2 separate regions of the Homo sapiens genome follow, and region 1 is linked to region 2. Evidence: chromatin loops called from intact Hi-C (ENCODE). Cell type or tissue: PC-3. All regions are shown on one strand.

The links. Peaks named below come from ENCODE experiments on the same cell type or tissue, not always from the same donor. Only the 100,000 strongest peaks of a DNase experiment are listed, where the experiment ranks them.
Region 1: it touches region 2 in a loop (4-fold over the local background); 6 of 110 quality-filtered maps call a loop at or near these places.

Annotation. Positions count from the first base shown.
Region 1 is chr9:107,501,791-107,509,790 of GRCh38, forward strand. It overlaps LOC105376206 (a long non-coding RNA gene), which reads left to right and starts at 3,344. Exons shown (of 2, transcript XR_930224.3): 1 at 3,344-3,379. In PC-3, no CTCF peak of the experiment used is centred here; a DNase peak (open chromatin) is centred at 3,081; H3K4me3 peaks cover 1,080 bases; H3K27ac peaks cover 2,270 bases.
Region 2 is chr9:107,736,447-107,744,446 of GRCh38, forward strand. The region is part of intron 1 of LOC105376208 (a long non-coding RNA gene); the gene reads left to right. Among named protein-coding and RNA genes, the nearest start is that of KLF4, 250 kb to the left of the region's middle. RefSeq lists enhancers at 1,748-2,249, 2,250-2,749, 2,879-3,379. In PC-3, no CTCF peak of the experiment used is centred here; DNase peaks (open chromatin) are centred at 2,065, 2,595 and 3,465; H3K27ac peaks cover 2,909 bases.

The sequences.
Region 1 (8,000 bases), 230 kb before region 2:
TGGCCTCCCAAAGTGCTGGGATTACAGGCGTGAGCCACTGCACCTGGCGCGCCCAACTAATTTTTGCATTTTTTAGCAGAGACGGGGTTTCACTATATGTTGGCCAGGCTGGTCTCGAACTCCTGAGCTCATACAATCCGCCCGCCTTGGCCTCCCAAAGTGCTAGGATTACGGGCATGAGCCACCGCACCCGGTCTGTTATTTCATTTTTTAAATGTACATTTTTTTTTCTGGTTTCAAAATGCGTGCTTATTTTAAAAAAAATAAATCAATACGGCTGGGCATGGTCGCTCACGCCTGTAATCCCAGCACTTTAGGAGGCCAAGACAGGTGGATCATGAGGTCAGGAGTTCGAGACCAACCTGGCCAACATGGTGAAACTCCGTCTCTACTAAAAATACAAAAATTAAGCCGGGCATGGTGGTGGGCACCTGTAATCCCAACTACTTGGGAGCCTGAGGCAGAAGAATCGTTAGAACCCGGTGAGCCAAGATCATGCCATTGCACCCCAGTCTGGGCGACAAGAGCGAAACTGTCTCAAAAAAAAAAAAAAAGAAGTGATGTGTCAGGGTTTCCTGTGTCATTGCTGTCTGATGCAGGGAAGGAGGCTTGGACTTGACTAGGAGTTAGGACTTGTGTTTTCTTGTCCCAGCTCTGCCAATGTGTGGCATGGGTAAGTTACCTCTGTTCCCTAGGCCCCTTTCATCTGTGCAAAGTGGAGGCTTCCAATTATATTCTAATAATGTACAATTTCCATATCTTCAGAGTTTCAAGGAAGTGCAAACTAACTGCCATGAAAGTTTCACCAGCCAAAAGCTGATTATGTAGATGTTAACATTTGAAAGATTAAGATCATAATATTCGGTACTGGTTAGTACGTAAGGAAACCAACATGTTGATATCTTGCTGATGAGAATGTAAACTGATGTAAATTTTTTGAGGAACAATTTGAAATGGTTGAAATGTAAATCAATTTCTATGAATTGAGCCTAAGGAAATAAGTGAATAAGAGTACACATGGAAATTCTGTAGTAATGAAAAGTTGGAAACAATCTAAATGTCCATCGAAAGGAGATTGGGCTGGACATGGTGGCACATAACTGTAATCCCAGCACTTTGAGAGGCCAAGGTGGGAGGATCCCTTGAGTTCAGGAGTTCCAGACCAGTGTGGGTAACATAGTGAGAACTCATCTCTACAAAAAGTAATGAACCAGATGTGATGGCAAGAACCTGTGGTCCCAGCTACTCAGGAGATTGAGGTGGGAGGACCACTTGAACCCAGGAGGTCGAGGCTGCAGTGAGCCATGAGCATGCCACTACAGTCCAACCCAGGCAACAAAGCAAGGCCCTATGTAAATAAATAAATAAATAAATTTTATTATTTTCACATATGTATAAAAAATGTGAAGACTTATACTTCAAACTGAATTGTGGTCATATCTGGAGAGGCAGGCTGCGGATTTTATTTAAAATACACATGTATTGATTTATTGATTTTTTTTTTTGAGACAGAGTCTCTATCGCCAAGGCTGGAGTGTGGTGGCTTTGTCTCGGCTCACTGCAACCTCTATTGCCCGAGTTCAAGCAATTCTCCTGCCTCAGCCTCCCTAATAGCTGAGATTACAGGCACCCTGTAGTCTGGAACTCCTGACCTCAGGTGATCCACCTGCCTCAGCTTCCGCAAACTGTTGGGATTACCGGCGTGAGCCACCGCACCTGGCCCTGACACTTTACTTTTATGAGCCCATCTACCTTTTGAAACCAGAAGCATGGACCTCAGAAGAGGGTGAAAACCAACTTTTTTTTTTTTTGAAACGGAGTCTCTCTCTGTCACCCAGTCTGGAGTACAATGGCACAATGTCGTCTCACTGCAACCTCCGCCTCCTGGGTTCAAGCCATTCTCTTGCCTCAGCCTCCTGAGCAGCTGGGATTACAGGCGCCCGCCACCATGCCCGGCTAATTTTTTGTATTTTTAGTAGAGACAGGGTTTCACTGTGTTGGCCAGGCTGGTCTCAAACTCCTGACCTCGTGATCCACCCGCCTTGGCCTCCCAAAGTGCTGGGATTACAGGCGTGAGCCACCGCGCCCAGCCGAGAACCAACACTTTTAGAGAACCTTTAAAAAGCCTGAAACTTCCCCATATACTTTGCATATGTTATACCCAAAATAATCCTGCAAAGTAGGTATTATTATTATTATTTTATTAATTTTTAGAGTCAAGGTCTCACTCCATTGCCTAGGCTGGAGTGCAGTGGCATGATCATAGCTCACTGCAACCTCAAATACCTAGGCTCAAGTGATCCTCCCCTTTCAGCTTCCTGAGCAACTAGGACTTCAGGAAGCCACCATTAAGCCTGGCTACTTTCAAAAAGTTTTTTGTAGAGATGGGGTCTCGCAGTGTTGCTCAGGCTGGTCTCAAACTCCTGGCCTCAAGCAATCCTTCTACCTCAGCCTCCCAAAGTGCTGAGATCACAGGCGTGATTCACTGTGCCTGGCCTAAAGTTTATTAATTCTATCACACAGAGGAGGAAATGAAAGAACTGGAGATGAAATTGATCAAATTAGTAATCTCCAGCCAGTCCTGAGGAGATTTAGCACTGGGCAGTGTTCGAGTTGGATTTAAGAAGAGGCAGAGTGGTACCACCAGTTTGCCCCACGTGGGTAAGGGAGAGATTTTCTGGCAAGACTGAAGACATTCTGATACCCTCCTCTCCCCTAACATACACTTACTCAGGTGTAAGAGTAATTCAGGCATAAGAGTCAGCAAAAACACTTTCTCAAGACGCTGTCTAGCTGTCTCAGGATCTTGTCCTGCTCAGGGTTGAGCACAAGGAGAACACAATCCTTGCTGGCCGGGCCCTGTTCTGGAATGACTGAGCTGTCCAGCATGGCCAGTGTGTAAATGTCAAGTAAACACCAAATTCAAGTGCAATCTAACTATTGTGCTGGGACTGTTTGTTTTAGATATAATAGTCAGCAGGAAGGGAGAAGGGGAGGGAGGGGGAAAGTATATATCACTTCACAAGGCAAAATTATGACTATCGTGAGCCCTCCCTTGGTCAACTTGAATGTCAAGAAACCAATATCAAATAAATAAAGAGCCTGCACTCCATGCTGCAAAAATAAGCATGTCCATTTGCTTGAAAAAAAGATTTTTTCAGATGAGGGAACATTTTCCAGTCAATCACCCTGCAGCAAAGTCATCCTGTTGAATTTGTGACTCACAGCCTCTCTGTGTCAATAGACAGAGTCAGCCCAGAGTTATGACTTCACAGAAAGATGAAGCAAAAGCTGGGAGACGAGGCAGGACCAGCTTTAAAAGAAGGCTGTAAGCTCAGACAACAAGTAGCAAAAGAAACACTGACCACTCACAGGCTGGGTAATTGCATTCGTTGCTTCTTTTTATTTCTTGCTCGTCTCCTAGAAAAGAACAACTCTGACTTTGACTTCATCCTTTCATTGCATTAACATTGACGGGGGACATGGTCATTGTCAGGGCTATGACTTTGCCTGGTGCTCCATATACATTGTTATCTCATTCTGTTCTCATAGCAATTCTATAAGGTAGGTGGTATTTGTATTATTTTATTTTATTTCCTTTTTTTTGGAGATGGAGTCTTGCTCTGTTGCCCAGGCTGGAGTGCAATGGCGCAATCTCAGCTCACTGTGCGAACTCTACATCCTGGGTTCAAGCGATTCTCCTGCCTCAGCCTCCCGAGTAGCTGGGACTACAGGTGCATGCTGCCACACCTGGCTAAGTTTTTGTGTTTTAGTAGAGACGGACGGGGTTTCACCGTGTTGCTCAGGCTGGTCTCAAACTCCTGAGCTCAGACAATCCGCCCACCTCGGCCTCCCAAAGTGCTGGGATGACAGGCAGGAGCCGTTGCGCCTGGACTTTATTTACTTTTATTTATTATTTATTTTATTTTTATTTTTATTTATTTATTTTTGAGACGGAGTCTCACTCTGTTGCCCAGGCTGGAGTGCAGTGGCACAATCTCGGCTCACTGCAACCTCCGTCTCCCGGGTTCAAGCAATTCTCCCTGCCTCAGCCTCCTGAGTAGCTGGGACTACAGGTGCCCACCACCACACCCAGCTAATTTTCGTATTTTTTAGTAGAGACAGGGTTTCGCCACGTTGGCCATGCTGGTCTTGAACTCCTGACCTCAGGTGATCTGCCTCCCAAAGTGCTGGGATTACAGGCATGAGCCACCGCACCTGGCCTGTTTATTTTATTTTATTATTATTATTTTTTGAGACAGAATCTTGCTCTGTTGCCCAGGCTGGGTGCAGTGGTGTGATCTTAGCTCACTGCAACCCCCTCCTCCTGGGTTCAAGCGATTCTCCTGCCTCAGCCTCCTGAGTAGCTGGGATTACAGGCACACGCCACCATGCCCAGCTAATTTTGTATTTAGTAGCGACGGGGTTTCACCGTGTTGGTCAGGCTGGTCTCAGACGCCTCAGCCTCCTGAAGTGCTGGGATTACAGGTGTGAGCCACCGTGCCCAGCCTATTTATTTTATTTTTAAGAGGCAGGGTCTTGCTCTGTTGCCCAGGCTGGAGCACAGTGGGCACAATCATAGCTCATTGTAACCTCAAATTCTTGGACTCAAGGGATCCCCCCACCTCAGCCTCCCAAGTAGCTGGGACTACAGGTGCGTGCCACCATGCCTGGCTAATTTTTCAATTTTTTGTAGAGGCAGAGTCTTGCTTTGTTTCCCAGGCTAGTCTCAAACTCCTAGCTTCAAGCAGTCCTCCTGCCTAGGCCTCCTAAAGTGCTATTACAGGTGTGAGCCACTGCACCTGGCCTGTATTATTTTATTTTATTTTATTTATTTTTCTGAGATGGAGTCTCGCTCTGTCGCTCAGGCTAGAGTGCAGTGGCACGATCTCGGCTCACTGCAACCTCCGCCTCTCAGGTTCAAGCAATTCTCCTGCCTCAGCCTTCTGAGTAGCTGGGATTACAGGCATGTGCCACCACACCCGGCTAATTTTTGTATTTTTAGTAGAGATGGGGGTTTCACCATGTTGGTCAGGCTGGTCTCAAATGCTTCACCTCATGATCCGCCCGCCTCGCCCTCCCAAAGTGCTGGGATTACAGGCATGAGCCACCGCGCCTGAATGCCTGTTTTATTTTATATGAGAATAATTATGAGAATAATTGAGGCCCACAGAGATTAGGTAACTTTGTAACCTTCTGCTTAAGGATTCTCACCCAGTTCTCCCTGGCTTCAATTTCAAATTTTGTGTGAGTTTCGGACAGCCTCTTATTTTGTTATCCTACTATAAGCCAGACAGGTACCTTGGCACCAGGGTCTCACCAATAAATCAGACATAGTTCTTGCCCTCAAAGAGCTTGGGGCCAGCCAAAATACTGTTGTCTTGGTGTTCAAGACCAATGCAGCACAATCCGTTTAGGCTGCCTGTAAACAAGTTAATATTGAAGAAAAGATAGTACCAACAGACTCACTACTTGTTTTCCAAGTTGCTACTATTTGCAGATTTCTCAGGAATGCCTGTGGGGATGAAAAGCCACTAAGAGATAATAAACCATAGAAGAGCGTATGTGGAGTGAAAACGGTTGATCTGAAGGCGAAGCTTGCAGCCAGTCAGCTTTGCCTGGCATGCTGGTTGTGGGGAGGTAGAGGCTTAACGTTTGGTCTTGTCTAGCCACAGAGCAGGCTAGGCAGGGACAGGGCCTGGCTGCGGAGGTGGAAGGCCTGGGCTCTAGTCTGAGCTTGGCTACCACACACTTGGAGGCTTAGGTCTGCTGTTTGCTCTGTTCAGAACCTGTTGAGGTTCTGAATCTTCTACACGAAGGCAGATGAAAGCTGAAAATTGACTTTGATATGTGATTAAAGTCCATAGGTGGTTTGGTGACTCTCAGACAAAGATTAAGTAGACTTTTGAGGCTGTGACTTCACTATAGAGACACAGTGTGCAGAATGGATTGAGGCTCTCATACGCAAATCCAATCCACCGTTAAGATTGTCACTCGTGGCCAGGCATGGTGGCTCACGCCTGTAATCCTGGCACTTTGGGAGGCCAAGGTGGGCGGATCATGAGGTCAGGAGTTCCAGACCAGCCTGACCGACATGGTGAAACCCTGTCTCTACTAAAAATACAAGAAAAAACAAAATTAGCCGGTGTGGTGGCACATGGTTGTAATCCCAGCTACTCAGGAGGCTGAGGCAGGAGAATCACTTGAACTTGGGAGGCAGAGGTTGCAGTGAGCTGAGATGGCGCCACTGCACTCTAGCCTGGGTGACAGAGCAAGACTCTATCTCAAAAAAAAAAAAAAAAGAAAGTTCAAAAATTGACTTTGATATGTGATTAAAGTCCACAGGTGGGTTGGTGACTCTCAGACAAAGATTAAGTACACCTTTGAGGCTGTGACTTCACTGTAGAGACACAGTATGCAGAATGGATTGAGGCTCTCATACACAAATCCAATACAACGTTAAAATTGTCACTCTTGGCAGGGTGCAGTGGCTGACGTCTGTAATCCCAGCACTTTGGGAGGCCCAGGCGGGTGGATCACCTGAGGTGAGGAGTTTCGAGACCAGCCTGGCCAACATGGTGAAACCCTGTCTCTACTAAAAATACAAAAATTAGCTGGGCGTGGTGGCGGGTGCATGTAATCCCAGCTACTTGGGAGGCTGTGGCAGGAGAATCTCTTCAACTCAGGAGGCCTCCAAGGTTGCAGCGAGCCAAGACCGCGCCACTGCACTCCAGCCTGGGTGACAGAGCGAGACTGTCTCAAAAAAGAAAGATAGTCATTTGTGCACTTGGACCCAACATATAAAAGGTGCTGACTCTCATACCTAGACACAGGACAGGTGGGGGATACTTAATCTCAGCTCTGGACCTTCCTGAAAGTGTGGTTGTGACATAGCCCATCATGGCTAAGCTCTTTATTTGTAGCAAGAGGAGGGAGAGAAGGCAGTCTTTGTGGCTCCAGAGTGTCAGGATTCATGAGGATGGCTAGGTCAGTTCTTGATTTGGGGTGGAAGGCTTTCGCCTAGATATTCTATTAAAATGTTTTCTTCCTGGACTTAAATGATCCTTCCATCTCGGCCTCCCAAAGTGCTGGGATTATAGGCATGAGCAGTGGCCCGGTCTAGATATTCTCACATTAGAAAGGTAAAGAGCAGTGGACGAGCTGGCTCTCAAGGCTGAGACATTCTATCTCCTTAGCTCTTCTTGCAACTCTTCTGAAAATTGAGCTTGTAAAGTAGCTTTGATCCTTAAAAAAAAAAAAAAAATCTGTTGTCTGCTTAAACAAAAGCAGTTCTTAGAGTGGCTTTGCCTTTATTTTAGTATAACACAGATTGCTTCTCCTTTGTTTCCGTTGTCTCAGTGTTCTCCCAGTTCTAAGAAGCTGTCAGCGTATATAATATATTACCTGGTTGCCTCAGTCCCCTTCAAATTTCCATCCTTAAGGGTTTTCTTCCTAATGGTTGGGGAAATTCTTGAAAGGACAAGGTCAATATGCCTTTGCTGGGATATACTTTTAAAAAATTTATTTTGGCTCTGTGTTGTTTGTCAAGGCTTCAGAGAGCCCTGCAAGTGAGAGTGCTCCGTTTACCATTTTGAATTTCTCCCTTTCTGGTTGGCCAACATCGTGTTTCCACTGTAATCCACCTGAAAAACAAACAGGAAAGTTTACACAGGTCTCTGTGTTCAACCATCTGCCTCCGCAATGATCTCTACAACAATGTAAGAGCTAGAAGACCAACTCTGGGTGTGTGTGTGTGTGTGTGTGTGTGCGTGCGCACGTGTGTGATATTTGGGGAGCACGAGCTATGTGTCTGGCTCAGGGTTGGGCATTCGGAACATCAATGGCGAACAAAGATAGATGTGATCCCTACTCACAAGGAGCTTATAGTCTACTGTCAGAAGAAAGACATTAATCAAATAATCACAAAAGCAAAACCAGACTGCAATCACTGCTTTGAGGGAGGATGCACAGTGTAGCAAAGCTTATCATAGGGAAAACTA
Region 2 (8,000 bases):
ATTCCAGATCTATTTGCTGTTTTATAAACTCAGGACATTGGGGAGATAATGGAGTAAGGGTGCCTCACTGTGCTACCTCCAGCAGACGCACATCATGCCTGCCTGCCAAGCAGAGCTCTGCAGACCAACTGCAACCCAGCTTCTGCAAGGGACCACAGATGCTGGTTCTCATTGGCAGTGCAAGTCAAAGGAAGTATGATGGTACTCTCTGGGTATAAGCTGTGGCACTTCAGGATTTGTTGAAGGGCAGGAGCTGGCTCTGGGTGGCTGAGGCAGGCCTTTTGACCTGCTCTTCCCTCATCACTAGGACTGGAGCAGAAGAGAAGCATCCTTGAGTCTCAGCAGAGCTCGTGGGTAGTCAGTAGGGTGGCTGTGAATTTGTAGTGGGAGGCTGACCTGCAGAGATGGATATCAGCTCTCTGCTTTCTTTCAGCCAGGACCAGGCACCCCACTCTGCTCACTCCATATTTTTATGCCAAGAGGAGAGAGATTGAGATGGACTATGGTCAAGTGCCTTCAATGAGCCTAGCTTCATGACAATGGCACGTGAGTGTAACCAGAACCCAGAATATTCTCATAGAAAGTGGTGGTGGCCTGGCTGACATGGTGGTGCGTGGCTGTAATCCCAGCACTTTGAGGGGCTGAGGCAGGAGGATCCCTTGAGCTCAGAAGTTTGAGAGCAGCCTGGGCAACATAGCAAAACCCCATTTCTACAAAAATTAAAAAATAACTGAGAATGGTGGTGCATGGCTGCAGTCCTAGCTACTCAGGAGGCTGAGGTGGGAGGATTGCTTGGGCCCAGGAGGTTGAGGCTATAGTGATCTGAGATCATGCCACTGTACTCCAGCCTGGGCAACAGAGCAAGACTCTGCCAAAAAAAAAAAAAAAAGAAAAGAAAAGAAAAGAAAGAAAAGGAAGAAAGGAAGGAAGGAAGGAAAAGAGAGAAGAATGTGGTGGCCCATGTCACCTGCTTCAGAATGTAGAACAAAATAGGATCAGAGTTTCTGACTGCTGCAAAGCTCCTCTGCAATTTGTTCTAGCAGATGCGCCCAGGACAGTCATACATGTTAGTGGACCAGGGAAAACCAAGCTGGGTGGACAGGAAAGCCCTGGAGCGAAAAAACCTGAATGTCTTTTTCTGTCTCCAGTGGCGGTTGGCTTGCTCTGGTCGCCCACTCAGCTTTTCCCCTGGACTCCAGAGGCCTGGTACATGCATATCTCCAAGAGAGTATAAACCAAGTAAAACTGATGTCTGTGTAAACTACTGAGGAATCATGGAGAGGGAGAGATGAATTCTACCCGGGGTGGGGCAAGGATTGGCAAAGAAAGGGACATTTATATTGGGTTACGGAAGAGGAATAGGAGTTTTATGGGCAGAAAATAGGGAAAAGCATTCACTGCAAAGACAAAAACCTGTGAAAAATCGTATTTAAAAGCTAGTAAAGGGGCTCACCCTAAGGGAAGAGTGGGGAAGATGAAGCTAGAAGGAGCCCCGCAGGGTGAAGGGCCAGAAGTTATGGGGGCTGAGAAGACTGGGCACTCTCCTTATCATGCCAAGAGGTGCTAGACTAGTGGGGTAAATTTTCCTGCAGCAGTTTCAAGTTGACTCGAACCCTGGCCTTTTCACCCTGGGCCCTATGCCCTTTTATTTTCTGTCTTCCTCCCGCCCTCAGAGTAATTTCAAATAGGTCTCATTTAAGTGAGTAAACATCTCCAATTCAGGCACCCTTCCAAGAAAACGAAAAACACAAAACAAAACAGAAACCTGGGGATTTTACTACTTGGAGCGTGGAGGGAAGAGGCATGCCCAGGCAGGAACCTAGCTCCAGACAGCTTGGGTGGGACAAGAGGGCTGATCAGAGATGCTGGGATTCCCACTTGGGAGACCAGCCCCAGGGATCTCCTTGCATTGCTTCTCTTTTTCAGGGGAAAAGAAATCTCAGAGCAAATATTTGTCATGAAAAGGAAATTTTGGCCGGCCTCAGAAATCACAGATAATTAAGAGATATGATTTATCATTCGTGATGTTTCCCCGTCATGGCCAGGGTATGAGTAAGTGTTTTTCAAGCTGCTTGGCCTTAAACTCAGCGGCGGCTGCTGGGGAAGGCTCTTCTCGCACGTCAGGGGCCTTGCTCTGTCGTCGTTGGGACACAGGCAGGGGCTGGGCAGAGGCTGGGCAGAGGCCTCTCAGTAACAGTTCCCTGGACCGTGAGCCCTGCCTGCCGAGGGAGGATGGCCTGGCAGAACGGAGGGAACGCTGGCTTTGAAGCAAGGCAGACCTAGGTGGGATTCCTTCCTCTGTCATGGCCTCCAGCAACTTCCTTAGCTTCTCTGAGCCTGTTTCCCCCTTTGTGGAGTTAACACAGAGGTTCTCAAATGAAGCAATTTTGCCTGCCACCCCAAGGGACACTTAGCAATGTCTGGAGACATTTTTGGTTGTCACACTAGGAGTAAGGGTACTGGTGGTATCTGGTGGGTTGGGGCCAGGGATGCTGCCACATGTCCTGCAATGCACAGCACAGCCCTCCACAATAGGGACCTGTCGGCTTCGATTGTCACTAGGGCTGAGGTTGAGAAAGCCTGAGTCAAAGCAATGACACAGACCTCAGAGTTGTTGAGAAGATCAAGTGAGATCATCTATCTGTACTGCCTGACACAGAGTGAGCCCCAGATAAATGGGATAAATGGAAGTTTAAAAAGTGGCTGCTAAAGTCATTTCTCCAAAAGGTTATAAGGCCACCAGTCTGGGGTAGTTCTGAAGGAGAGATGCCAGCCGGGAAGAGAAGAAGGCTAACCAGACCTACCCTCTCTAAAGATTCTCCCTCCCACCCTCCCTTTCTTCCTTCTTTTCCTTCCTCCTCCTTCAAATGTTTACTGAGCACCTATTAGCAGCTAGAAATGGGATATAGTAGGGAATAGAACAAAAAGATTGCTGTCCTCATAGAACTTTCATCCTAGTGAATTTCCCACAAATGAATAATATACATTATGATATGCCAAATGGCAAAACAAAATTTTTTTTAATCCTATAAAAAAATAAAGCATGATAAGGGGCATAAACAGGAGTGCTGGGGTGTATGTGTGTAATCGCAGTAGGTGGGAGCAGGCCTTTGAGCAGAGGACTGGAGGACATGCAGGCGGGAGTCCACCAGAGTCAGCGTCCTATTCAGATCCCGGAGCTCCGCTCCTTGTCCAGAGGGCAGCTCCCAGCCCTTCTCAGATGGCCGGGCTGCTCTTGGCCGGGGTTGAGCGGTCCTGCGCCAGCTCCTTCAGTGTGGAGGCTTTCAGGGAGCACGGGGGAGATCAGCTCTGCCTGTCGGCCCGCCCTGAGCTGACCACAAGGGTGTTTGCAAAGGAAGGGTGGGGGGTTTCGCCGATTAGGGTCCATGTGCTCAGGCCCTGGCTTGAAGGAAGCCTGGCTGGGTGCCCAGGGGGTGAGTTGCTGGCTCTTGGTCTGCCTGAAGGGGCCTGGGGCTATTTGTACTCCACCCCAGGTCCTGGCAGCTGACTCAGGGCTGCCTGCCATGGCAGAGGCAAGGCCAGCTTCCAACTTCAGGAGGAGTGTGTCTGCAAGTGGGACCTTTGCCATGGTGGGTGGGGGAGTGAGAACATTAAAAAAAAAAAAGAAAAGATGCCACCTGTAACTACCTTCTTCTCGGGTCCTCAGGGCTTTTCCCCACTGTGCCTCCTTGAATGCCTGGGAGAGATAGTAAGGAAGTAGGATCGACAGGACTGGGTGTCTGTAGGGTGAAGAGATGCAGGGTCTTGAAGCCAGAGAGATGGGGGAGGTCAAAAGTCTTTCCACTTTATCATCACTTGTTTCCATTTAGCAAAAGTCTTTGCTGAGCAGTCCCCGCATGGCCAGCACTGGACTAGACAATGGCATCTGTCTTGTTCCCAGCGGCACCCTACATGCCTAGCACAGAGCTCTACGGATAGTGGGGGTGCAATGAGTACTTGGGGAATAAATATTTGGGGCATGTGGATTATCTGGAAGAGAAAAGACAAATGGCAGGCCACCATCGTCTGGGTCACCTGGGTTGGGTAGCTAAAATTACACATAAGATGAGAGTTTGGAGAGGTGGCTCAGAGAGGAGAGGCAGGGCTGAGGCAGGTGGAGAGAGATCTGGAGGCAGGTCTAGGAAGCGGTGAGGGTGCCTTTCCCTGGAGCCATTGCAACTGATGGTTAGGCCAGGGATTTAGGGCAGAGCCATCACCAAAATGAGGAGACAGGGGGAAGACATGAAGGCTTTCAGAATAGGGAGTGAATGAAGACAAAAGGACTGTTCCTGGCTCCACGCCTCTGCTCATAGTGTTTGCCTTGCTTAGGGATCCCGCCCATCTCCACTCTGCCAATTCCTGGATTCATGCAGTCTCAAGCTTTGGAGGAATCTTTTTTTTTTTTTTTTTTTTTTTAAGACAGAGTCTCACTTTGTAGCCCCATGCTGGAGTGCAGTGGGGTGATCTTGGCTCACTGCAACCTCCGCCTCCCAGGTTCAAGTGAGTCTCAAGTCTCAGCCTCCCAAGAAGCTGGGATTACAGGTGCCCGCCACCATATCTGGCTAATTTTTTAATTTTTTTAGTACAGACAGGGTTTCACCATGTTGGCCAGGCTGGTCTCAAACCTTTGAAGGAATCTTAAAGGTTACCAGGTCCGTCCTCAGCAGCATCCCCTCCAGTTGCTTCTCCACCATCCCCTGGGGTCTGTTGTTCAGAATATGCTTGACATCTCTAGGGATGGGGTGCCCTCTGCCACCCCACATTGCGGAACAGAGATTGCAAAATGTTGACCTGAGGCCATATCTGTCTTTCAGACAGGACTTGTTTAGTTTTCTATGTGTTTAAACAATTTAAACATTATTCTCCAGTATTTAAAAATCAGATTTTACACCCAGAAATATAAATGATTTCTGGCTTATCTTGACATGGAAAGATCTGGCCACACTGGATCCACATTCTCAAATGGCAAGAATTGGCTGAAGCTGAGGAGCAGCTGCCCCTTTAGATGAAGCACATGCTCTGGGGTTTTCTGCTCTCTCCACCTCTTCCTATTAAGCCCACCCTGCTTTCCTCATGTGCATAATCTGCCGGTATCTGTAGCCTTTGGGGCTTATGAATAGGGCAGTCACTGGAATCAGTCAAATGTGAGTGCAAATTCTGACTCTGCCACTTGCCAGCTATGGGTCAGTGACCTGACCTGAGCCCCAATTTTCTCAAGTGTAAAATGGGAATCATAACTCTCACCTCTTGGAGTTGTGAGAATTAAATGCAATGATGTATTTACAGTACCTAGTGGAATATCTGGACGGCATAGGTAATTTATCAATGGCAGCTCTGATTTTTGTTATTATTCCTTTACTCCCTCAATTTATCTGGATTTCAGAGGTCCCTCCTGTGTAGAGTCTTCCTGACTTCCAAAGAGGTGAGGGGAGTTAGTGCCTGGCATTTGTGTGGCCTGGATGTCCAAAGCCCTTTTGCACAGATTCACAGATCACATTTGTGCCGTGCCCTCTGCGCCTCCCTGCTCCCAGCTCCTCGATGCCACTTGCTGTTGTCCTCATTCTGCATTTTCTCCCTGCGTTGCCTTCCTGGTCAGAACTCAGTCCCCCTCCCCATGCCTGGCATAGTGCTGTGGGCAAGGTCTGCAGGCCGCAGGCTTGTCAACACGGAGACCCAGATCTCCCTTTCCAGAGAGGCAGGGGCTGTCATGGGAAAGAGGCTTGGGGTCAGAAAAACCTGGTTTCATTCCAGCGCTGCCACTTTCTACTCCTGCAACTTGGATCAAGTTATTTCTAAGCCTCAATTTACTTGTCTACGAAGTGGAGCTATGAAGACATAGCTCCAGGGTTAGCATGAGAATTAAATGAGAAAATACAGTGCCTGGTGCCAGTTGCTACTTACTGAGGGCCAATCTCTTCTGCTTCCATCTAACTGCTCCAGAACTTGATAAGCTGCTCAAGCAGCTACCATTTTCAAAGCACCTCATTTGTGCTAGGAGGGTTGCTGTCAGCTCCCATCATGCAGTGATGAGTCTGAGCAGCCCCTGCCCTTAGGGAGCTCCAGCAGTGGGTCCAGCACCCTCTTCCTGCTGCACTGTGAGGATTAAGTGCCCCTCCCCAGGGCACAAAGAGGGTTTTGCACAAAGCCTTGGCTTTTCCCAGATGAGAAAGCAGAACAAGGCCAGGAGGCATGGGAAGCGATGGGTGCTCTGGTTGATCATAGGAGCTTCTCTCTCCAGAGGAGCAGGGTGGCAGGATGCCCAGGGTGGTGGGAAAGCCTTACGTCTCCTGTTCTGGAGATGAACAGGGCTTCTTCCTGAGAACTCTGGATGCAGCCCAAAGCCTGCTCTGCCTTCCCTGCAGGCCAATGAGGCCCAGAAGATGAGCGCAGCTCTGCCTTGGGCACGTCTGTACCTGGCAGGACCTTCCTTTCCTTCTCCTTGGAGCCTGGTTGGGGGCACCAGCGATATCTGCCGGGAAATATCCTGGTGGCAGGCATAGGCCAGGAATATGACGGAAAGGCCCATAGAATTTTAAGAAGTTCTGGGAAGAAAACTGGTGTGTTCCGGCAAGTGTTTTGCATTTTTTTGTTTTTCTCTTTGATAGGAAAAGCATGCAGTTGGATTTTTCTTTGGCAGTTCTTTCCTTCTCAAAATATGGAGCTCTGGGAGGGGGCACTACATGGGCCTGGAATCTGTGTGGTCCCTGAGACCTTTGGGAGTGTGTGAGGCAAGAACATGGAATGAGCTTGCAGTTCTGATAGAGTCGCATGTGTCAGGGAGTTATCCTATCAATTAATACAGATAATAATATCATGTATTGTGTGCTTACTACGTGCTGGCACTGTGCTAACCATTATTTTTTAGTATTTACTTATTTGTTTATCTATTTGGGACCAGGCTGGGGTGCAGTGGCCCAATCTCAGCTCACTGCTACCTCCACCTCCCGGGTTCAAGGGATTCTCATGCCTCAGCCTCCCGTGTAGCTGGGATTACAGGCATGAGACATAGCACCTGGCTAATTTTTTATATTTTTTAGTAGAGACGGGGTTTCACCATGTTAGCCAGGCTGGTCTCGAACTCTTGACCTCAAGTGATCCGCCCGGCTTGGCTTCCCAAAATGCTGGGATGTCAGGCATGAGCCACCAAGCCCAGCCTATTTATTATTATTTGTTCCAATTTATTTTTATGGCCGGGCACGGTGGCCTCACGCCTGTAATCCCAGCACTTTGGGAGGCCAAGGCGGGTGGATCATGAGGTCAGGAGATCGAGACCATCAAGGCTAACACAGTGAAACCCCGTCTCTACTAAAAATACAAAAAATTAGCTGGGCGTAGTGGCGGGCGCCTGTGGTCCCAGCTACTCGGGAGGCTGAGGCAGGAGAATGGCGTGAACCCGGAAGGCGGAGCTTGCAGTGAGCTGAGATCGCGCCACTGCACTCCAGCCTGGGCGGCAGAGCGAGACTCTGTCTCAAAAACAAAAACAAAAACAAAACAAAAAATAAAACATTATTTTTATTTATGTATTTATTCAAAAATTTTTTTAGAGTCGAGGTCTTGTTCTGTTACCCAGGCTAGAGTGCAGTGACATGATCATAGCTCACTGCAGATTTAAATTCCTGGGCTCAAGTGATCCTCCTCCCTCAGCCTCCCAAGTAGCTTGAACTACAGGCACATGCCACCATGCCCTGCTCTGTGCTAATCTTTTTACATGCATTATCCCTTTTCATTCACACAACAACAAAGGAAATGTGATCATGCTCATTTTACAGGTGGGAGAACTGGGGATTTCAACAGTTGCGTGGTCCCAGAATGACAGAGTTGGCAAACCAGGTTTGACCCCTGAGACTACACACCTAACGGCTTGGCTAGAACCGTTTTAAAGGCTCAACCACTCAGTGAGGAAACTCAATAATTCTGGTATTTCCTATTTTGAGATTCAAAATGATAAAGTAATTTGCTAAAGCCATACAAAGGAATGCTTTGTAGGATTGCTCTGATTC